2 separate regions of the Homo sapiens genome follow, and region 1 is linked to region 2. Evidence: chromatin loops called from intact Hi-C (ENCODE). Cell type or tissue: ascending aorta. All regions are shown on one strand. Links, peaks and the distances in the headings refer to the core of each region. The heading gives the core; the rest is flanking DNA.

The links. A loop is a pair of places that touch in the nucleus more often than their neighbours do. Peaks named below come from ENCODE experiments on the same cell type or tissue, not always from the same donor. Only the 100,000 strongest peaks of a DNase experiment are listed, where the experiment ranks them.
Region 1: a loop joins it to region 2, with 2.9 times the contacts of the local background. A loop is called at or near these places in 1 of 110 quality-filtered maps.

The regions. Positions count from the first base shown.
Region 1 is chr2:237,362,142-237,374,139 of GRCh38, forward strand. It overlaps COL6A3 (collagen type VI alpha 3 chain), which reads right to left. Exons shown (of 44, transcript NM_004369.4): 9 at 9,591-10,196; 10 at 6,422-7,036; 11 at 4,546-5,145; 12 at 3,557-3,894; 13 at 2,209-2,287; 14 at 1,112-1,257. Among named protein-coding and RNA genes, the nearest start is that of COL6A3, 46 kb to the right of the region's middle. RefSeq lists an enhancer at 4,703-5,202. In ascending aorta, for the core only: no CTCF peak of the experiment used is centred there; no DNase peak of the experiment used is centred there.
Region 2 is chr2:237,470,598-237,482,595 of GRCh38, forward strand. No RefSeq gene overlaps it. Among named protein-coding and RNA genes, the nearest start is that of MLPH, 11 kb to the right of the region's middle. RefSeq lists silencers at 4,590-4,999, 5,020-5,099. In ascending aorta, for the core only: a CTCF peak has its summit at 5,005 (motif pointing left); DNase peaks (open chromatin) are centred at 3,670, 4,134, 4,514, 4,964 and 1 weaker place; H3K4me3 peaks cover 1,495 bases; H3K27ac peaks cover 1,159 bases.

The DNA of each region.
Region 1 (11,998 bases), core at 2,086-10,085, 110 kb before region 2:
TCAGATCTTAACTATAACTTACATATGTTCCAGTTCCAAAGTGCAAAGCCAAGCAAATGGCAGATGGCCAAGACTGAAGGTGGTTCCAGAACAGATATCCATGACCACCCTTCCTTGGAACCAGGGTGAGAGTCATGGGATATGGTACCAGCCCAGAAAGAGGCTTCCAGAGCAGCCATGGTGGGAGCAGGCACAAGTGGTCCTGGCCTCGGAGCCAAAAGCTTCTCAACTCCAGGTCACACAGACACCCTCTACATTCTCATCCCATCTGGCCCCTGACCTTATGTGGGAAAGGGCATGCCCAAATACATTTCCATCTGCTAAACTAATGGTGGGCACATGCACTTTCTTCCAACGAGCTTCCAAGAGCTTTCCCTTTCTCCCATATCCCAGATTTGTGAGCTAACTCAACCTACTTCCACTAGGAAAAAAATCCTGATTCTAACCCTGCAAAGAAGTATGGAAGAAAGGAAGGTCCATTCCTCCCATTCTCATAGCCACAGTCCACTGTTGCTACCATCAAAGAATCTCTGAGTTCGCAGCTCAGCCCCACATCTTCCAAAAGCTCCATCCCCAGTCTAAACCCAGGAGGTCACACCTCCAGCTGAGAGAGGCTGGCCCTGGGGAGAATGAGGAAGCCTCAGAGGGAGCTTCATTGACACAGAGGGAAACTAGGGAGGGCAATTAAAGCACTTCTCCACCCAGAAACAGCCTTTCTTTTCCTGCATGTTGTTTTTATCATGCAAGATTTCAGATGCTCTTGACACAGTTTCCAATTGGAGGATGGACAATCTCGATGGTTTGCATCCCTGCAATGGTGTTAAAAGAGGCCGTTGCTAAGGGAGCAGAGAAAATGCTAAGGCCACAACCTCAGCGCGCCCAGGATCCCCTTCCAGCTCGCTGGATTTCCAGCGATTTGCTATCTCCATTTCCAGATTCACATGTGTTATGGCAACAAGGCAGTTCCCAAGTGAATTAAATAAATTTAACTATCTACCAAGGCCCCCCCCCCACCTCCATTCACCTGCTGATAATTAACTTCATTCTCTTGAAATGCCAAAAGGTGTGGTATCTACACTGGTCTGTGTATAAAGACATAAAAAAAACTCACAAGCTGCTCCGCTAGTTCATAATCCAAGTCCAGCAAGTTAAGCCTCAGGGGCCTGTCATACATAAACCCTCGCCCAAACTCCAGATGCATTAGCCGCTCCAAGTTGACCACTCGTTCAAGGCCCACCAGGATCAAGGCACGGACTCCTGCAAAGAAAGACACATTTAATACAGCTCACCTAGGCATGTGGAAAATGCAATGTCCTTTTTTCCTGACTACATTTTTAAAGAAAACTTCAGTGTAAAATTTAGCTTTTAACTTAAATATATTTAATCAAGTTTACTGGCTACTCTGAATTGTTGAAATACTCAAACTTTGGACTCTGCTGAATAATTGTTTCCGGTATGTCAATAACTAAACCTATTACTAAAAATATAGGAAGTGGCATCCATGAAGTGTATTCATGCATGAGTTCTCAAACTCAGGCCCTCTGTAACACGAGTATGCTGTGGGAAGTATTGAAATACTAACACCTCCAAAATCAGATAATAGCAGCCTCATCTCCATTGCTTGGGAAAAGTAAGCTAATAAATAGAAAGTTCTTAGGATAAATTACACTTCTGTAATGGCATCCACTTTCTGATAGTCAGTGCTACCAAACGCCAAAGCAAGTGAATAGTCAAAGATCACATCTGATAATAGGCATGGCTGTCACCTTATGTTTGGTACGTCATTGCTTACATTATTTTCTTTGTATTATTTGGGTGTAGTGTTATTAAATGTTGAACTGTGATAACTGCAAACCAAAAATAGAGCAATGTATTTTTATTAGTAACTAATTCCTAGTTTATGTGATGAAGTTAAATGAATCAATACGTCATGATCTTTTGCAAAAGCATCATGCTTTCTGAACATTCTACCACCTGAACAGCCACAACACAACAGTAAAGCTGTCTAAGTACAGAAGGAATTTTTGTTAGCTCCATCCCACAGCTCCAAGCAGGTGATGAAGGGCCACAACGCTGGGAGGAAGAGTCTCCCAAGACAACGCTGCTCCCTTGGGGCGCTGCATTAGCAGAGAGGTTTCTCTCCAGCAGAGCAGTACACCCCGCCTCACCAGGGTTTACTTCTCATATTTAGAAAGCCTTGGCACCTACCTTCTTGGCGGAGGTTCTCAGATGCTCTGTGTAAATCAGCCAGATCTCCGTCTGCTCCATCAGTAAAATGAATGACCACCTGCAGATAAGAGAGCTGTCAAATCCCAGGAAAACTAAAAAGGAGTGTTGCAGACTGCTGATAGAAAACTGAGAGACTCGCTGTCTCAAGCCCTTCATTTTACACTTAAGGAAACTGAGGGCCCAAGTTGAGGAATGATTACCCATGTTCACAAGACTTTGATATTGCACTTAAAATGGAGGAGTATATTTGAGTGCTTAATTTATTTTAAAAAAGACAAGCAGCAATGACAATAAAAACAATTTTTATCTCATTCTCATATTTCTAAGATGTAGTTTCTGCGAATCATATGCATATGTGTGCATGCATGTGTGCGTGCATGTGTGTGCATGTGTGTGGGTACATATGTGTGTGTATGGGTGCATTGTGTGTGCATGTGTGTGCACGTGTGTGTGCATGTGTGGGTGTGTGGGTGTACATGTGTGTGGGTGCGTATGTGTGTGCATGTGTATGGGTGCATGTGCGTGCATGTGTGTGGGTGCATGTCTGTGGGTGTGTGTGCGTGTGTGCATGTGTGCATGTGTTATGGGCTAAATTGTGTCCCCTCAAAATTTGTATGTTAAGTCCTAAACCCCAGTACCGTAAGAATGGGACTGTATTTGGAGATAGGGTCTTTAAAGAGGTAATTAAGGTTAATGAGATCTTTAGAGTGAACCTTAATCTAGTATGACTGATGTCCTTTTAGAAGAGGAGATTTGGACACAGACATGCACAGAGAGAAAGCCATGTGGAGACACAGGGAGAAGACCCCTGCCTACAAGCCAAGCAGAGAAGACTCAGGAGAAACAGCCCTGCCGACACCTCGAGGATGTCAAGCCTCCAAGACTGTGAGAAAATAAATGTCTGTTCCAAAAGCCCGCCAGGCTGTAGTACTTCATGATGATCCCTAGCAAACTCACATGGTGTGTGTGTCTACACAATATATATGCATGTATATACACACATGCATGCATGCACACATACACACAGAGAAATGAAAGTGGAGAACGTACCTGACTGGACTATAATTAAACATAAATCAATCACAAATTCAACTCATTCAAGTTAAACTACTGATTTCCAGGATTCTTTTAGAGCTTACGTAAGACTACCAAAATGAGGAAGACAGTACATGACATTAGATCAGTTAATAACTAAGGGATTTTCCATATAGACACTAACAATCCAGTGAAACATGAAGAGGATTTAACTTGGGGGAAGGGCTTCCTCCTTTCCAGTAAAAATTTGGAAATTTCCCAGGGAGCACCTGAACCAACTGGCCCCACAGACCTTCACGCTGTCCGGCGAGGACTGTCTGAACTTGTTCAGGTAGACCTTCAGGGTGTCCTCCGTGAGGACGTAGGGGTGCTGGCTGCGCATGTTCCGGAACTTCTCGAGCATCTCTGGCTGGTACTCGTCAAAGTCAAAGGCCTCCACCGGGCCCGAGGGCGTGTTGGCCACCACTGACACACGCACGGTGGGCGAGCGGCCACCGCTGCAGCTGACCCTGTGCATCTGGCTGATTCTGTTCAAGATGGCGTCCACCTTGGACTCGAAGCCCTTCTGGGCCACAAAAACATTCTGGTCTCTAGAACCATCAAACCCCAGAATCACATCCAGATTACAAGCTGGAAAGGAGAAATGCAGGTGATGAGTTCTCAGCTGGGGCTGAGGAGACGAACTCTACTTATACCAGCAGTAGGGACAACCCAGGCAGAGGACCAGGGCATCGCACTCAAGTGCAAAATGAGATCCTGTGTGTGTGAGCTTTGAGAAGCAATTCTATCCACCCCTCTCACAGAGAGAAATGAGGGTAGCTGTTAGGTGCCAAATAGTAAGCTATTTTAAAAAGTCAGCTTTGTTGGTGGTGTTAATTAACTTTGGTGTGATGATACACCACTGGTGTTTAGATGCACCCCAAGTTTGTGCTTTAAATTAAAAGCACTTGAAAATCAAATATTCTGATCTCAAATACTTGATCTAATAAATCTATAATTAGACACAGGAATCAATAAATCTGAATTGTTTGAGGGATTAAGGAATAGGGGAGAAAAGTAAATCTTATAAAAGCAAAATATGATAGACTTCTACTCTTGTCTTGGAAGAACGCCCTAGGTAGTGGTGAGGTGGGTGTCAGGACCAGTCCCAGTGGGTATAAGTAAATGTATGAAGCAACCAAATGCCTAAGGACTCCAGAGGTCAGCACCAGGGACCAGACAGCTAAAGAGGCACAAATGTCAACAGGAAAGGATGGAAAATATGCACATAATGGGAGTTACCTTTGGCAGCATCAGTTACACCAGGGCAAAGGGTTTCATGCATCGCATCATGCAAAGTTTCCAAAACTTGCTCGCTCAGTTCGGACAGCTCCTGGACGTTGCCCACGCGGAACGCTGTGGCGCTGTTGGACGCTATCTTTCCAACCTCCTCCGAGTCGATATTCCTCACTCCAACAGCAAACACTTTGACCCCCCTCTGGGTGAGGGCCAGGCTCACATCCTGTGCATCTTCCACCGACTTTCCTCCCGTGATCACAAAGGCAATCTGAGGGACCCGCTGGTCCAGGCGGCTGCCTGCCTCAGGCACAAAGTGGTTTACCCGCAGGTGCTCAAGGCCCACCTTAGTGTTGGCGTGTCTTCCCCCTTTGTAGACCACTTTGTTGATGGCGTCAATAATCTGCCTCTTGGTAGAGAAGTCCTTCAGGAAGAATTCGTCAGTGGGGTCAGAGTTGTACTGGACAAGCCCCACTTGGATGGAGTCGCCATCTTCATAAACTGTGTCCACTATTTCAGACACAAAACGAAGCACTTCCTGGAAACTGTCCCTCCTGAAGTTGATGGAACCATCCAACAGGAACACAATGTCTGCTTTCTTCTTCTCTAGAAGTGATTAAAGTGAAAATAAGGAGAGATTAGGTTTCCAGACCCAGAACATAAATACACAAAAGGTAAAATTAAATAACTGAAATAAGACATTCCTAATAATTTATTCACAGTGAAACCTTCACTCAAATCCATGCCTCTTTAGCCTGTAGTTCCTGAATTTGCAGCTCCCAAACATGCTAAATACAAGAAGATGAATGATAAATCCTCTAAACAAAAAGGAAAGGAGAAAAATTATTTGATGTCACACTCTGTGAAAACTCAGTGACAGAGAACTTCAGTTATCCCGTGCAAAATGGCATTGTGACAAGAATTCAATAGGGACCTGGCTTTGACATTTGTGATCTCAAGTGTTTTAGGAAATGCCACTAGAAGTTTCCTTTGTGGTCAAGAATTTTAAATAGTTCCTGGAAGTGAAGAGATGTGTGTGAGGTGCAAAGCAAGGAAGGACTAGGAGAAACAGATTGGAAAATAGGAAGAGGCCCCTTAACCTTTGGATGATGGTCTGAGAGCTTTGTAGGAGCTGGCTGAATATCAGTGGTGTGGAGGGTAATTTCTTGATTATAATTAAGCAACTGAGACTGGAATAGAGAGGAGAAAGGATGAGAGACAGTGTGAGGGATGTGAGATGTGCCACAGGCAGCCTGGTAGGGAGCAGTGAGCTAGGGAAACAGGCATACTGCTCCCCTTTGAAGAACCAACCCTAATGGTTTGCTTCAGATGTCTACATGGCGATTACTTGGAGGAGGGACAAAGAAAAATATGGGCTGGTGGAGAGATCCACTTTGCTTTTGCAGCCCCAAAGACGAGAACCAGGAGCACGGGGTAGAAGCTGAGGTGGACGACTGCAAGTCTTCCAGGAAGGTGCTCCCTGATGGTCCCACCAGGCCAAGGAATGAGGGGACCTGGACTATATTGGGCATCTGGCCAGTAGGCATGGGCCAACTTCAAAGTCACATTCAGTGGGGCATGGACTGGCTGATTTCAAAGATGCCATCCTATTCTGAGAGCCAATGAGTTTGTAATTATCTCAGTGCAACACTGCAGAACCTTTCAATGGGGCTATGATTAGTCTCAGGAGTGATGGAAGATCAATAATATGCTTCCTTCTGCAATTTCAATGGAACTACTTTTCCAGTATTTAATTTCTAATATTATCTGAAGAAACAACCCAGAGAGAAGAAAATTATTAAAAATGACTACTGATTACTTTTTTAACTAAAAAAAAAATGTTGATGTCACACTCTGTAGTCATGGGTCACACGGTGCATACCTGGCCGTGAAGGAGGAGGGGTGTCCACCCCTGGAGGTGCAGGAGTGGCTGCGGAGGGTCCAAACGAGTTCATGATTCTTTCTTCTATGTTGGGAAGCTCTCTGAACTCTCGCACTGTGAAGACCAGTCTGGGGTCATTGGTGATGGTCTGCAGCTCTGTTCTGTCGATGTTCCGGTCTCCTACCCCTAAACTCACAATGCCCGAGGAACGGATCACCTGGGCGAACCTGGACACATCGTCCTGGGATTTTCCACCCAGGACCAGGACCAGGTGTTGGGGCACCCCGTCTTCTATGCGACTCCCCGCAGACTTAACAAAGAGGTTTCTTGCCACAAATTCGAGAGCCTTGCCAGTGTTCAGTGGGGACCCCCCTCTGAGCCTCAGGCGCCGTATGGCGTCCAGCACCGGGGCCTGGGATCTGTAGGTTTTCAGATAGAATTCTGGGAAGACATCATTGCTGAACTGCACGACCCCAACTCTCACTTTACTGGGGCCGATGTTGAGTCTTCGAACAATCCTGCTAACAAAATCTCGAATATGTGCAAAGCCATCTGGCCTAACTCCCTCAGAGCTGTCGATCAGAAAGACAATGTCTGCAGCATCACTCTCAACTGCTGCAGATCAAAGAAGAAAAAGGGAAACATTCAGTGTGTAAGTAGCCCTCACCCAGGTTTGGTGTGCACCTTGCACCATAATCCTAATCAACCTTAAGATTATATCCCAAGATGCCTGTGTTGTTTGTATCTCGGGCTTTTTGAAATTAGCCGTTAAAAATTGGACCTTTTACACCAAAACAATTTCTGCTCCTTGAAATATTTGAAGTTATCCAAAACGTGTCTTTCTGAATTTACTCTATTTAAATTTTGGCATTGTGGTCTGGGTTACTACTGATTTCTAAAATGTAAGGAGCATTTAGAAATCAATCTTGGGCTACCGTAATCTACAGAATCATGAACTGTTGCTACCAGAAGAGACCAAGGCCACTGGGATCTATATCTTTGTTGTACAAGAAGAGAAACAGCTGAGGCCAAAGGTTCTCGCCTTGTCCAAGGCCATCACTTAGCAAGTGAGACCCCTGAGGAGCCCAACACCATCCCAGCATGCTGCGCAATCTCAGCCCATGGGGGCAGGGTACGTATAACACAGTGCCATATCCAAGGGGTCACATTAATGCTCCCCAGGCATTTGTGCCCTCGTATTTCCTTTTTGCTCACACATCTCTAGCATTTATATGAAGTTTTTATTTTTCACTATTATTCCTCTATTTCCTTTTCTTTCTTTTTTTTTTTTCTGAGACATGGTCTCTTTCTATCTCCCAGGCTGGAGTGCAGTTGCACAGTCACAGCTCACTGCAGCCTTGACCTCCCAGGCTCAAGCAATCCTCCCTCCTTATCCTCCAAGTAGCTGGAACTACAGACATGAACCACCATGCCTGTGCCTTTATTTTTTAAATTTCATTAAAATTTTTTTTTTTAATTTTTTGGATGAGGGTCTCACTGTGTTGCCCAGGCTGGTCTTGAACTCCTGGGCCCAAGTGATCCTCCTGCCTCAGCCTCCCAAAGTGCTAGAATTATAGGCATGAGCCGCCATGCCCAGCTTCCCCCACCCACCCTGACTCATTTTCTTTACATTAGCGCATTTTTAAAAATATTTAATTCTATTAAATAACTGGTTTAATTTTTTTTTTTTTTTTTAGATGGAGTCTTGCTCTGTCGCCCAGGCTGGAGTGCAGTGGCGCAATCTCGGCTCACTGCAACCTCTGCCTCCCAGGTTCAAGTGATTCATCTGCCTCAGCCTCCCGAGTAGCTGGGACTACAGGTGTGTGCCACCACACCCAGCTAATTTTTGTATTTTGAGTAGAGATGGGGTTTCACCATATTGACCAGGCTGGTCTCGAACTCCTGGCCTCATGATCAGCCCACCTCGGCCTCCCAAAGTGCTGGGATTACAGGCGTGAGCCACCACGCCCAGCCTAGTGCATTTTTAACAATAAAATTAATCAAAAGATCCTGAGAAAGATGAGCCACATTTTCCTATTAGTTAGAATTTTAGGTACTCCTCAGATGCTATTTTATTAAACTTGTATGTTGCTACTCCACACATTTCAACCTGCCCTTTGCCTCATACACAATTGGGCAATTTACGGTGTAAATGCAGCATAGTGGAAGCTGAGCAGCTCTTGTGATGGAGCTGTTTAAGAAAGAGAGAATCAGCCCCCGCATTGGGGAGCTGGTCCAGCACACATGGCCTTGGGGTTCTCCTGTTGAGCACACATGATCTCACAGGACCCCCACAACAGACAAGGCTACTCTGTGATCACAATGGGGCAAGATGAAAATGAGACCACATTGTAACCCTATCTGAACACAGACAAAAAGAAAAACATGGTGCAAACCACAAAAAGGACAAAAACACTCCCTGTCCTGGTTAATAAGAGTGACTGCTCTTCTCTACCAATCTATACCAAGGCCATCCTGCTTCTAGGTAAGACTTAAGATACAGCTACAGAATCACCTCCACGTCTTGACAACATCCAATCCAGGCCACAGTTCCATTTCTTTAAGCCTTCCACAAAATGACCTGCCACTAGCTCAAGTCCCCCCAGTCCTTCCGGCCACCCTCCTATGGAGATGCCCTCATGCTTTGCCACGGTATGCATTCTCCCTGGATGCCATGAGCAATAGACCCAACTTGTTCAGTCGCAGGTGTGTCCTGGTGGGGTCTGGCTGGTGGGCATGAAGAACATAAAGGTGCTGGGCGCGGTGTCTCAGGCCTGTAATCCCAGCACTTTGGGAGGCCGCAGCAGGTGGATCACTTGAGCTCAGGGGCTTGAGACCAGCCTGGCCAACATGGTGAAACCCCGTCTCCACAAAAAATACAAAAAATTAGCCGGGCGTGGTGGTATGAACCTGTAGTCCTAGCTACTGAGGAGGCTGAAGTGGGAGGTTGGCTGGATCCCAGAAGGCAGAGGTTAAAATGAGTTATGATCATGCCACTGCACTCCAGCCTGGACGACAGAGCCAGACCCTGTCTCAAAATAAAAACCATAAAGGTAAGGGCATACAACCTTTATTTTAATTTAATTTATTATGAGTACCATGGCCTTTGAGCCTGTTATTTTTCATATGGAAAATGCTCCAAGGAGAACCTCCGACGCCCCCATCTCACCTGGAGGTGGATAGCGAGTGCTGGCTAAGAGCTTCTGGATCTGCTCTGAGGTCAGGGTCGTGATGGGCGTCAGCAGTTTCTGCTCCAGGCTGGGCAGCTCCCGGAAGGTGCTCACCGAGAACACATATTCGGGGCTCAGCGAGATCTTCACCAGCTCCTCCTGGTCTGCGTTCCTGGCGATCGTGAAAGGGGCCACGCCAAACTGCTTGAGCTCCACCGCCGGGTCGTCCACCTCATCGTCAGACTTTCCAGACGAGATGAGGACCAGGAACTGCGGGACGCCCTCTTCAATGCGGCTCCCCAGGGGCCTCTTGAAGATGTTCCTGGACACGTACTCCAGGGCATTGCCCACGTTGATCTGCCGCCCTCCCTTGGGCCTCAGCCGCTGCACCGCGTTCTGCACTTCATCCTTGCTGGAATGGGCGTTCAGCAGGAACTCCACCTTGGGGTCATCGCTGAACTGGATGACAGCCACCCGGGTGGTGTCAAAGCCCACGTCCAGGTAGTCAACCAGCCTCTCTATGAGGGTGCGAACGTACTGGAACTCAGGCCCGGCACTTTGGGACCCATCGATGAGAAAGACCACGTCCCTCTTGCCACCAACACCTGCGAAACAAATGTGAGCATGGCTTCACCTTCATCGTCACCAAATTCTTAGCGTTCATGAGCCACCGCCCAGTTTGTCATGGATTCACAGGCAGGGGATCCTAACACCAATCACCACTGTTAAAAGTCCAAGAAGTGGGAGTCCTGGGCATTTCAGTGTTTACACATCAAAGAGAAGGGGAGCAAAGGATGAAAAACCCGACGGAGGCAGAATCAGAAGAGCCTCATCAGCACCAGCGAGGATGGTACTTGGGAAGGACGTGACCTGCACTGCATCAGGTGCTGCTCAGGGACCCGAGGGTCAGCCACTGGGCTTCGCCAGAGACAGGGACCTTGTCAGATGGAGTGACCTCAACTGGAGCACTTGGGGGAGGAGCAAGGGTGAATGACAAAGTAGGGTGGGCTCAGAGAGGATGGGAGGAAAGGAACTTTAGAGTATAGATAAGTCTTTAGGAGACAGGTGCTGCTGGCAGGGGAAGTGGCGCATCAGAGAGGGTGTTTAAGAGAGAAGAAGCAATGCATTTTATCATGGATGGAACCATCCAGCACAGTGGAGAAAGGGTGACACAAGAGCAAGAAAGGGAACTGCAGATGGTGCCACTGAGCAGGTGAGAGGAAAGGGAGCTGAGGAAGCGGAGACAGGCCACCCAAGGAACCACGGGATGACGTGGCCGGGGACAGCTCTCTTTGGGTTTACTTGCATTTTCTTGGAGAAATAGGACTCAAGATTACCAGCTGAGAGTCAGGTGGGTCAGGAGAGGTGTGAGAGAAGCCTCCGAATGGGGAGAAGGGGGAAAGAGGGAGGCTGTTCTGGAGCGCAGGAGAGTGAGTGGGCAAAGAGCCACAGCGTTGTGGAAATGTACGTTCCTGACAACAGAAGCTGCACCCGCACTGTGACAATATTCCCAAAGTCCATCCTCGGCAATCTGGGGCCAAGACACAGCATCACAGAGGCCTCCTGCAGGCAGATACATTTTGGAAATGTTGCATTTCCTTTCTTGTGTTGGAGACACACAAAGCGCCTTAGTTAGGAAGAAAGAAAGCCTCTTTCACTTTGTTTATCCCACTGTTGCCCAAATTTACCTGATCATAAATGCTCAGGAACATCCCACAGAAACCTGGTGGGCCACACTGCTCTCTTCCCCAGGCACCAGCGAGGAGAAACCAAGCCCCTCTCAGTTGCACCCAAATAATCATCCTCACCTCCCTCATCACCCACTGTATCCTGCAGTGATTTCCTTTCACTTGCTTTTACTCCTTCCTCCGCTCCTCCCCAACTTTCCTTCTTTTCTCTCCTCTTGGAAGAGCAGGCAAGTGAGTGCATATGAGGGAGCAAGGCCGCATCTGCCTCCTTCGCCACTGTGAACCCCCCCCACCCGAGTGACCCGGGAGAGTGGCCCTTGGAGGACATTTATTGAGAGGTAGATATATCTTTCCTCCTTCCTTCTCAGCACCAGGGCTCCCACCATTTTTTAGTTTATTGTACCAGGCCTAGAAAGAGGGAACAGGAAAAAGAAAATAGAATAAACTATGGTCATAAGAGCCAGGTGGCCTTCCTGCCAGTTAAGACACTTCTCAGCACCAAGCAAAGTCAAAATTATCTTCACACCTTGGCTCTGGAGATACCAATATTTCAGAGTCTATGTCCCAGCTTGCAGAGTGTCCCTGGTCAGACTCCTTCCTGCCTCACAGAAGGCTGCTGACCAAACCTACCAGGGGTCGCAGGACTGATACGCAACAGGCGTTATCAGTTAGACGGCCCCTCCCTTTGGATATCTAGACAGAAGCTTTCATGCAAAGTT
Region 2 (11,998 bases), core at 1,818-9,817:
GAGGAAGGGGCAATGACTTGAATGCTGTTTGATTCTTGTCATAAAAATGGGGAAGAGAGGAGAAGAGAGGAGAAAGGAAGGAGGGAAAGAGGAGAGGAAGAAAGGTCACACTAGCAATAAGTCTCCTTAGCAATACAACTGAGACAATGATGGAAATCCCTAGAAAGGCCAGAAGGAGAGAATCTTCCACTTTGATCAACATTCAGAGGACCAAAGGAAAAGAGACAAATTAAACAACACACTCATAACACTAAAAATGCTTCACTCAAGATGGTACCTTAAAGAAGACATGTAGCTATGGGATTTTATCATCTTCTCTAGGTTTCCTAGAATGAACTCCTCTTAGCGGGTAAGCTACCGTTCAGTTTCTAAACAATGTCAGATCTTTGCTTCCAACTGTGTCTGAGAGTGAGTGCAAGGTGAGTGCCTACAGCTGAGCCTCCCCCAGGACAGAGCTCACGCACCAGGCTGCCCTATCAGGGCTCTGCACTGAGCATGGGTGCACCTGGTGGGCTAATGCCACCTGACTTGGGAAGCCCATGCAGGCGGAGGGCTCCCCAGACCAGCAAACTTCCATCCGGATTTTACACTCAGATGTTTTGGCAGAACCATTGCTGACTCCAGCATCCAGACGTCTGAAATCATTTTTCCTGAGAAATCAAGCATAGACGTTACAAGCTTCCAAAGACCATTGGCTTGAAACCATATACCCAAATCCATGGCAAGCCATTTAGCAAAACGACGTAAACATTAGAGCATTAAATTATGCCACGTAGGTCTGTTCAGAAGAAATCTGTGATTATGCGCATCTCAGACACTATGGGAAGTCAGATGCGACCACCCGCCAGTCACTCAAGCTGATCGAGATAGAAACAGGGAGGGCTCCAGAGCAGAGCCGGGTAGATGGACACGTTCAAAACAGGGACAGTCCCCCTGCTGCAAAGCTGGTGTGCAGGCCTGGCCCTGGATGGCTCTTGTCTTGAGTGTGTGTGTTTGTGATTCTGGGTCCCTCAGCTTGCAGGGTCGGCCCCAGTAACCTGCTCTGGCCAGTAGAGGGAATCAGAGGGCCGAGGGACCAAGCCGGTAGCACAAGCAGTCCCCACCCTAGCTGGCTTGGGGAGACCTGCCTTTTAAGGCCTCCTGGGTGAACGTCCCCAGGCTCAGAAGGAAGCAGCTCCCAGGAGCCCAGTGAAGCAGCTGGAGCCACAGAGGCCTGCAGGGTCATCGGCTCCTGAAACATTGGCCCTTTGGGACGATGCTTTTTCTCTCCCTTCCTGAATGAGCCCCCTGAGAAAGCACTGAATGCGGGGTCAGACCTGTCACCATTGCCCTGAAGCCAGCTCCTGAGGATGGTCTGTTATACTCCAAGGCCAAAGGAGCCACCCGAGGGATGAGAGGGAGACCCGGCACTGAGAGCTCCACACAGCAGAGCTAGGGCTGCAGGGATGTCCCCAGGGTGAGGTGGACGTTTGGCCAGAGAGGAGAGAAGAGAAGCACAGGACTATTTATGGGTGCATTACAGACATGGGACTGTTTATGGGTATATTACAGGCACAGCACTGTTCAGGAGTTCATTACAGGCATGGGACTGTCAGGGGTGAGTTCCAGGCACAGGACTGCTCAGGGGTGCGTTCCAGGAACAGGACTGTTTATGGGTGCATTCCAGGGACGGCACTATTCAGGGGTTCATTGTAAGCATGGGACTGTTCAGGGGCCCATTCCAGACACAGACACACCTGAACAGCAGACTGTTAGGACTGCTTAGAGGCGCATTTTAGGCAGAGGTACAGGGGCCTGGGGCAGGTCTATGGTGGTGGTTAGAAGAGGGTCTCGAAGGGAAGGGTATTTGAGAGGAACTTGTCCTGGTGCATGAAGCAGCCAGGGTGGCTCTGCCCAAGGGTCTGGCGCATCATCAAATTGGGACTCAGCCATTTCTTCCCCAGGGCCACTGCAGGGACCCCAGTTGCCTGGTGGCCTTCTAGGAGAAGCAGAGAGGCACAGAGGCCAACGTCTGCTCTCAGAGAGGCCTGAGCAGGAGCCACGGCTCCACCGTCATTGTCCAATGACCTTTGTAAAGCCACTTAACTCACATTCAGCCTCCCTTGCAGTCTTTTTTTCTATCAGATGGGGATGTTAATAACAGTGCCTGTCCCCCAGGGTTGTCGTGGGGTGCAGGGCTGCACACCGTGGAAGGGCTCAATATCAGGGAGCCGTATTAGCATCATGTGGTTTTGGCTCAGTGTGCAGAAGGGGCAGGAGATTGTTGTCTGGGCCTGGGACAGAGGCTGGGCTTCACCTGGGGCCAGGGCAGGGCCCCCAACTCGCAGGGCCTTGGGTGCTGCACCCCATCCCCTGAGGAGCCCCAGGTCCCCTCCCCCACACCTGAAGATGGGCCTTTCTCTTAGAACTAGCAGGGAGGTCCAGGCCATCGCTTACACAACAGCATTTGCTGAGGCAACCACATGCAGACGTGGTCCTGGGCGCGGGGCCTACCACTGGGAACACCACCGGGCTGGGCACCCTCGGTGTGGAAGGCAAAGGGATCAAGCACTTCTTCCTCCTTGGAGGCTTCCCAGACTCCCTTTGCCTCCCAGATGGCCAGCCCAGAAGCCCACGTGGCCCAGGTGGTCAGATGGCCTGGGGTGCGGTAGAGCCTCACACCACCGGCTGCTGCTCCTTAAGATGCACTTACGATGCCCCAAAAGCCCAGCAGCCCGGGCCAGAGAGGGCTCCTGCACACTCAGAAACCCACCCGGGCAGTGTGGTGGCAGCCCCCAGCAGGACACTTGTCTGCCCCTCCCGATGCCTTGCCCGCCTTTGCCACCCTGCTCTATCCCGAACACCAGCCACTAGGGCCTGCACCAACTGCCCCTTTGGCACCAGCTTCCCAATGGGCTCAGCCAAGAGGGGCCCAGCAGGAGCCTGGGGAGCAGGAAGAGAGAAGCCTGGCATTGACCCCATCTCCCTCCCCGCCTGCAGTGGCTGCAGCTGCCCGGACCCCACAGCTCTGGGGGCACCTCTCTCAAGGCTCCACACTCCACATTCCAGACACCGAGCCCTCATGTGCCTCTCTCCGGCCCGAGGCGGCAACAGCTCTTACTGCGGCCCCTCCCCGGGGACGTCACCTGCCTTACTGTTTCCTAACTCTGCCCACACCTTTGTCAGATGTCCCCGCGGCAGCAACTCTGCCACCTCTCTCCTGCCCAGACCCTGGCTGGCAGGAGGAGGACATGCAGGGGAACCACTGGAAGCCAGGAGGAGAGAGTTTAGGCTTAGCTCCCAGGCTGGAGCCCTTCAACTACCAAGTCTCACAGCCCAATGCCCTCGCTTCAGGGTCCCGTTGGTGGAGGCAGGGCACCAGGCAGACCAGATGGGGCAAAACCCAGGCCACCGGGGCTGACGGCTGAGCGTCTAGACCTCAGACCTTAGACCCAGGTAAGGCAGCAGCACCAGGGAAGCCCTAGGGTAGGAGGTGCCCTCGGGTAGGAGGTGCTGGGTGAGAACGGTTGGTGAGAAGAAGCGCCTCCCAACCTCTCTGCAGCTTCCTCACTAAATGGCTTGGAACTCAGGATATATGTTCCCACAGCCACAGTGGCCCCAAGTTGGTCAGGCTGTCAGGCGGCTCCAGAAACCACACACCCCATGACATGAGGAAGCCACAGACAGAGACACCCAGTTTCCCACTGTTTCCTTGGAAACGGCAGGCCCAGATCCAGCTCATCCACCCCCCTACTCTCAGCTAGAAACAAAGCCTGGCAGCTTCCCCTGGCACTCCCGGCCCACCTGGTCCACCCACTGGCTGACCCCAGCCTCTGCCCTGCAACTGTGGCCAAAAATGATGCCCCTTCAGCTTGGCCCCAGAGCGGGGCAGGGGCCAGGCTTCCAGGGGTAGCTCAGGCCAGAAAGGGACGAACTGGGAGCTTGGCCTTCCCAAGCAGTAGTGCTTGCTAAGGTTAGGGTTGGGGTTGGGGATGGGGCGCAACCCTGGCTGGAGAGCCCCAGGCGGCTGTGGGTGGGTCCCTGGAGGCCTCTGCAGGCCTGGAGTTCCTGGGGCTTGGATGGGCAACGGTCCAGGGATCTTGACCTTGTATTTGAGGATGGTGGGAAATCCCAGCACTTCCGGCTCCCCGACCCCAGGGACTCCCCTAGCAGAACTCAGGGAGCAGAAAGCCCAATGGTGCAATGCGATGCAGGCCCCCCTGCAAAGTCATTCCCCAGGGGCTGACCACGCAGAGGCTTGGGCCGCCGATACGCCAGGCAGGGGCATTAAGAGTGGAGAATTTTTTTAATTTGATACTAAACACACAAAAAGGCATTCAAGTAATTTGTGGATAAAGTCTGTTGGATGGAGGGGCCCAGCGCTGGATTCCCACAACCACTTATTTATGGCTTAGTGTGGTTTGACTTTGAATCCCACAAAAGGGCGGGGAGGAGAGCGGCCCCACGGCTGCGTAGCGTTCGGGGTAAAGGTCCTAGTGGCCACTGATTCCCGGCAGCCGCTTGCTGTAACGAGGGGCTCCCGGCAACATGACGTGGGGCTGGGGGGCTCCATTTCCAAGGAAACAATGCGTGGGCGCGGGGCTCCGAGGCCCCGGGGTCCCCGGGAAGGGCTGGAGGGCCGGGGGCGCACATCTCGGGTCTCGGGGTCCGGGGACGGCAGACGCGGGGGCGCGCGGAACTGCGGCCGGGGCAGTAATCACCCCAGGGCCGCCCAGGCCGCGCCCAGAATGGCTCCGAGGCGGGGCCGGGCCGCGGGGGGCGGACGGAAGGGCCGGGGCGGCGCGGGGAGGACCCTCCCGAAGCCCAGCCGGGGCCCTGAGCTCAGAAGCCTGGGAAACGGAGGCCACGCCGGGCAGGAGCCGAGCTCGGTTTCACCGCCCCCAGCGGACCGACCGCCCCGCCTCCCAGGACCCCGAGACCCCGGACCCCGGCCCGCCCTACAAGCAGGAGCTTTGGCGGCGCGCCCGGCTGCAGCCGTCGGCCTCTGTCGCCCCCTCCCGGAGCGGAGGAGTCACGGCGGGAAACAGCCCGAAGCCGGCGGGGCCCCGAGGGGGTCCGCGCTGCCTGCCCGGGGACCCCTTTTCTTGGCAGAGAGGATACTGACATCGGTCTGGAGGCCGTACGTCAGTCCCGGGGATGTCGGGATCAGCCTTGGAGGATGCCCTCGATCTTTATCCTTTCCTATGTCCCCAGTCCCTGGCAAAAGGTAGTAGACCCAGGGGAAGGATGCAGGAAGCGAGGAAAGGAATTCCCATGCCATGAGCACCATCCTAGAGGTGTTGACACACAAACACGCGCGTGCACACAAATCCTCTAAGGTAACCACAACAACAGAACCTATGAGCCATTTGTGAATACGCCGGCACTCGGAAGTGCTGTGGACACACTCCTACTCCACCCCTGACTCACTGCGCCTGCCTCTCAGACAAGGACCCATGCCTCCCTTCAGTCCTCTCTGAAGTGGGGACCGTACTGGCATCTGCCTCATTTAGTAGCTGTGAGGATTAAATGTGGTTGAACCCGTAAACTCGCTTGAACAGCACCTGGCATTGAAAGGATTGTAGCTGGCACCCTCCTCCTCATCTTCCTCATTCAATCAGTTAGGAATGCATTCAGCTGCAAGCTCAGGAAACGCAACCGACAGTTGCCTAGATGTGCAGGTGTGTTTTTCTCCCATAACAAGGAGTTCAGAAGTCGCCTGTCAGCCTGGGAGCACAGCTCAGCGATGCGTCAGGACACTGGGCTTTCTTTCCATCCCCAATCCTCACCATCCTATTGCTGGTCTCCTCCTGGTTGCCAGATACTTGCTGTAGCTGCAGATCTCAGATTCAAGATCCAGGCAGGAAGAAGGGAGAAAGGACAGGAGGTAAAGGGCTTTCTCCTAGTAAGGGTTTCCTGTTTATTCTGGAAGGGACAGGAACCTCTTGCACTTCGATTGTCCAGAAGTGTCCATGCAGGTTATCTTCACTGCAAGGGAGGCTGGAAAATGCCTATTTTTAGTTGAAGTCCTTGCTCCTCTACCTGGAGTTAGGGTTCTGTTAGCATACGAGGGACATGGTTATTGAGTAGACAACTAACGGGACCTGCCAGTGTGCTGTTGCATGGTCTACCTAACCTCCACTCTGGAGACAGAGAAATCAGTGCCCAGTAACGCTGGAAATCTTGCCCAAGGTCACACAGCTAGTGGGTGTGACATCCCAGTCTCCTGATTCTAAGTATTAATGTTCTGTAAATCAATGACTTGACATTGATTGTTGAGGCATTTTTATGGCATTGGTTTTGAAGCACTGATGTTAATTTATGAAGCGTATTTATAATAACTGCTTTAAAATTCTTACCAGATAATTCTACCATCTGATGCATCAAAGTATCAACATCTATTTATTGTCTTTTCTCACTCGGGTGGTTTTTTTCTGGTTCTTGGTATGACAAGTGGGTTTGTATTATATTCTGGTCATTTGGTTATTATGTTCAAACATAATAAAAGATTATTACAAAACATTAAAGAATATCTCCTGTTGTAGATACTGGTTGCAGACATCTCTGACACCCAGTCTAGGCTACATGGGAGATAAAAAGAAAAGTCTAAGGAACCCACCATATTATCTTTCCTCCAGTCCTGAGGTCTCTGGCCAGTCTACCTTCTTCTACCCAACTTTCAGAGTCCTTTTATCATTGTCTGTTAAAGAATTTCCATGGTATTTAGTTTTTAGAAGGGAGGAGTAGGGAAAAGTGAGTCTACTCATTTTGTTTCAGAACCAAAATCCTAAACCCTTTTCAATAGCACATTCCAACCTACCTCTCACGAACTCCCACTAAATACCCCAAATCTACGCCAGCTCCAAGGGATTGTTTGGTCTTCTCAGGGGATGGTGCCATGTAAAGAGCTCAGCATCAGTCAGATATCCAGCAACAGAAGTAGCTAGATCAGGCTTGGTGAGATAGAGCCCACGTAGTCGGACCATATGGCCTCCCTCCTGGTCCCCTGGCATGAACATTGAGGTGACCAAGGACACAGTCTGACTCCATAGGGTAAATGACCCAGTATACCCATTCATTCAGTGTCCTTTTTGTACTAGGTGGCCTCTGGTAAGCATTGACATGAGATAGAAGATTCACATATGGCGCCTATTCCCAAGATCCCTGCACATACCTCTCTGTCTCCAGTCTTTCAACCTTATTCTCTTCCAGTTCCCTGAACAACTAGAGAAGCTTGCATTAATACCTGGACCTGCTACAGAATTTTCTCACGCTCTAAGCGTCACTCAAACCTGCCAGCCTTCCAAATCACTTCCCAAATGGATTGCAGCAGTATTCCCAAGTGAGCCATGTGCTGCCTCCAACATCCAAAGTTCCACCTAGTGCTATGTCTCTGTCCTTGTCATAGCGCCTGCAAAGAGAATAATTTGCCCTATACTTTTGAAGGTATGTCCCAGCAGACTCTACATCTTTAGTCCCCTAAGAACCTAGCCTAAGTTTTATATCCCTGGAACATCATAAGATTGGCCTCCCAATGCACATATGTCTTACCAGAGTATTCAGCATCTTTCTACTCTCCTTTTCACCAGTTCTAATCTGGAAAATATCACCATATGTTGCACCAATGTGCTTAAGGTTCCTGAGGATTATATTGTGACAGTAATCAGAGATTTGATATAGCCCTGGGACAGACAATAGAGAGAAGGTGTACTGTTGTCCTTCCCACGTAAAAGCTGTTTCAGATCTTTTCTGATGACAGCGTGATGGCTCCCCTGACTAATGTCAGCTCAGAATCTGTATCCAATCACCCTCCAAAGTATGACTGTTTCCCTTTCCCCTATGTACAGTTATCCTGGTAAATAACCATGGGCCCTTTGGGGAAAACAATGTATAATATTTATGGTATATATTGTAGTGACACTGTAAAGTCCTTCCTCGAAGGGACCTTGCTTCTCCTTTAGTCGATGGGGTCTAGGTCTATAAAAACTGGTTTAGATATGGAAACTGAATGAGGGATTGTGATTTTTCATTGCAGCATCTGATATCAGCCTTCCGTTCACCAGTCCTTGAATTATCTGTGTGCACAATCAACCAGTACCCTAATTGTCTGCTAATTTCTTGAGCCCCAAGGAATACCATAGTCTACTAGCCATCCCATAGACACTTATGTTTGGTTGCTTTTCTGGATTTTTTACCATTACAGAAATTCTGTCCACCCTACCTCTGATAGTTGAGGATCTCTATCTGAACTCTTCTATTTCAGAATCCCAGCAACCCCCATGACACTACAGAGTGTAGTTCCATGGAGTAACTTCCTACTGTTAATACCAGCTTCAGAGAACAGCCAGTATTGAGTTGCCAAAAGATGCAGACACTCCCCACACTGGTATATTTCTTATTGCTTTGGTGAAGAAAGTGTCCTCTGGGCCCTCCCAGGAAACACAGTCAAATGATAGAGTCTTTGATCTTACATAATAAATCCATTCTCACATTTCTACCTCCCTAAGCCTTCTAAGTTCCTACTCAATACTCTGCCAAGGCAAGCATAACATCTACACCTCATTTACATCATGCCCAAGCTTCGCAGTGCCATCTCAGCAGTGTATTTGAATGATTTCCAAGTATCCTTGCCAAGAAGTCAAATTCTAAGACATAGACAAGTTCCTCCAAATCAACAAACTGAATTCAATATCTCCGTGGCTTATTCAGACACATTTCTCTCTGTCGCTTGGTGACATATATTAGCCAAGACTTGCAGTTATGTTCACTAGATGCTGTTTATTCCTAGAAAAGAAACTTTATTTTCCCACTTGGGCTATACTGGGACCTGGCCCTAGTTATTTGTGTAGAGGAAATAAGAAGAGATGGAGACAGATCTTGAGAAGGACAAGCATCACATTGGAAGTCAACCATCTCAGGTGAAGACTCTGCACAGTATCCAGGTATCAGCATCCTTGGGAAAAGGGAAAGGGCTATTCCCAAGAGGGTTCTTGGGAATCTAGGTGTTCAAGCTTAGACTCATCTATCCAAATGTCCTCCTCCCAGGTTACATGATTCTACCACCCTATCAGTGCCCTGACTTAAGCACAGAAAACATATTCAGGGTGTTCCCTTTGTATTTCTGGTATAGATTTGCAGGATGTCAATACAAAACGCTTAGTTAAATTTGAATTTGAGATAAGCAACAAATAATATTTTAGTGTAAGCAAGTATGCCCCATGCAATATTTAGAACATACTTATACTAAAAGTTATTCCGTGTTTATCTGAAATTCAAATTTAACTGGAAAGCCTACATTTCATCTGGAAACCTTCCTCTTGGCACCCTTACAATCAAATCCTGGCTCTGATTTTCAGCACAGTCTGCACTAAGTTGGCAGGAGATGCGGATTTCTTTAAACACCGCCACAGATGCCTTCTGGCTCTCACAGTATGCCCTGGGGAGATAGACCTGAGCCTGTCATTCCGTTTCCCAAGTATGTGTTTAGTTGTTATGACAGTTTTTAAATAATTTTAAATACCTGAAAATTCTAACCAAGTATTTTCAGAACCTGAAATATGTTTACAAACCCTGCTTCAAAACCAGTGACCTAGCCCAGCAACCTGAGCAGGTAGGATTTGAGCCTGTCTTGAGGGTTAACCTTGGATAACTGTAGGAGAAAATGAGAAGGCACAAAACACAGCCTGACATTGCATTTCCACCCAGAACTGAAGGCACACGTGCTCCCAGGAATAGGTGGACTCATTTGGATTTGTGGGGTCAGAAAGCCATGGAAGATAGGGCTGGAAATTAATTGGGTTTGGAGTTCAGGTGGAGGCAAGCTTGGAAAACTGTAGTTCACAGAAGGGCAAGACTGAGGTGAGTATGGGGAATGGGAAGGTGAAGGTGAGGATTCACGGGTTAGGAATTGGCTCTAGGTATATTACTAGTTGGTAATGGGCTTTGAATCTGGCCATGAGTGAGGGGGAGGCCTAGGGGCGGTGATACTGCTGGATTCCTGCTGCTGGCTCTGGGGTGGTTTCAGCCAAGCCCTGTGCTGACATCAGACCAACCTGAGAGGTGCAGGCGGTAGCAGCTCGAGCGAGAGATCTTGTAACAGCTTTCACTGTGGGGAGGACATTAGCGTTACTGCAAATATTCTGCAACATTCATACAAGAGTTTAACGTGAGATATGAAGTGTGGCTTGTGTGTTGAAACTGAAATTAGGCCATCGCTATGAATTATGGAAGTGGAGAAGAAGCAAAAGGAATTGTTCCTGTAATGCCTAATTCGACCATTGTGACTTGGGAATGGGGTGATGCCCAACACCTGCTGTAGGGATGCCCACCACCTGGTATAGGGATGCCCACCACCTGCTGTAGGGATGCCCACCACCTGCTGTAGGGATGCCCACCACCTGCTGTAGGGATGCCCACCACCTGATGTAGGGATGCCCACCACCTGCTGTAGGGCACGATGCACTCAGGGCCTAACAGGGCTGCTTGCCACTGTTTTCCCCAGCATGGGCCCATGAGGGGGGCTCTGGTTTTGAATTTCTACATCTGCTCTTCACAGCTTTCCTGCTTCTGGCTGTGCCAGGCCCCATGAACCAGTCACCCCTGCTGTGGCTGTTGCCTGCCCCAGGCGCTGTGGAAATCCAGGCTCAGAGCCCCTTAGACCTGGGTTTGCCTCTGGTCTCCCCTCTCTGACTGTGTGACCTTGCACCAGTGCCTCAGCTTCCTTATCTGCACAACCCAGTTGACACTGGGGAGTTCAGATGCCCAACCCAATTGCTAATGTGCATGCCAGGCTCCCAGACCACACTTGCTGGGCATACCGTAGCCTTCAGTGAGGACTGGTTCCCTTCCTGCTGTCTTCCTTCATAACCACATGACCAAGATTTCCAGAAGTGGGTCTGGAAATTTTATTGCCTGAACTCATTCCCTTCAATTTGGACCATTTCTGCCTAATTCCTGAATCCCTGATGGTTAAAGCTCCTAATTAAGGTAATTTAGGTAAAGAGAACTGCTCATTGGCCCATGCCCCAACATGAGCTGAAGCTTCCAGAACCCCCAGAAGGCTGAGATTTCTGATGGTTTTAGATTCAAGAACTTCATTGTTCAGATTTTTCACTCCTCTTGGCTGGCCTCTCTGGTTCATTACAGCTCCCTTCAAGCACTCATCAAGATGTAGTTCTCTATGTGTGCAGATGAGGGAAAGCACATTGCCAACATAAGTGTGAGAGTCCTACACTTTCAAGCAGTCACACATGTGGGGTAGAAATTTAGGAATCCTAAATGGAATTCTGCTAAGCTTTGAGCAAAAGGGGATTACTTCTTGCTCTGTAGCACACGCATCCTAGGAGAGAAAACAAAGGGTGATCTTGGACCAACACAAGAAAGAGAAAGAGGCTGAGTTGGGGGCCACCATCTGAAAACATAGTAAGAGCCAATGAACGGCAACAGCAAGAGGAGAATGTTGGCCCACAAGCCAGCAGAGATCCCTGTGAGGACAATTCAACCCTCCCTCTCCCAGCTCCGCATTCTGTCATCCCATCAAGTCATTTCCCAAGAGACCCTGCTCTTCCAGGGAAGTGCTGTGAGCTCAGGCCACCTGGATGGTGGAGGGCAGAGCTAGCTCTGTTTGGAAAATGCCCTTCAGTCAAAGTTAAGATGAAGGCCAGCATCAAAATATGATATTATGGTTATTGAACAATATTTATTCAACACATATTTGTTGAGAGCCTACTATGCACCAAGCACCGTGGAAGGCAGCAGGACATCAGAGTGAGCATCGCAGTCCCTGTCCTCCCAGAGCTCAGAGCAGGGGAGCAACAGACACTAACCCGATAATCACACGAGCACGGGAGATAAATGATGGGCCTGATCTGCAAGAACATGCAGGAACCCCAGGGAAGCCGACAGTGGGCAGGGCTGCTTGGCCAGGACCTGATTTCTGAGGGAAGGACAGTTGAGTGGTGATCCGAACAGGGAGCAGGACTTGGACAGATGAAGGGAGGTTGGGTTGCAGGGTCATTCA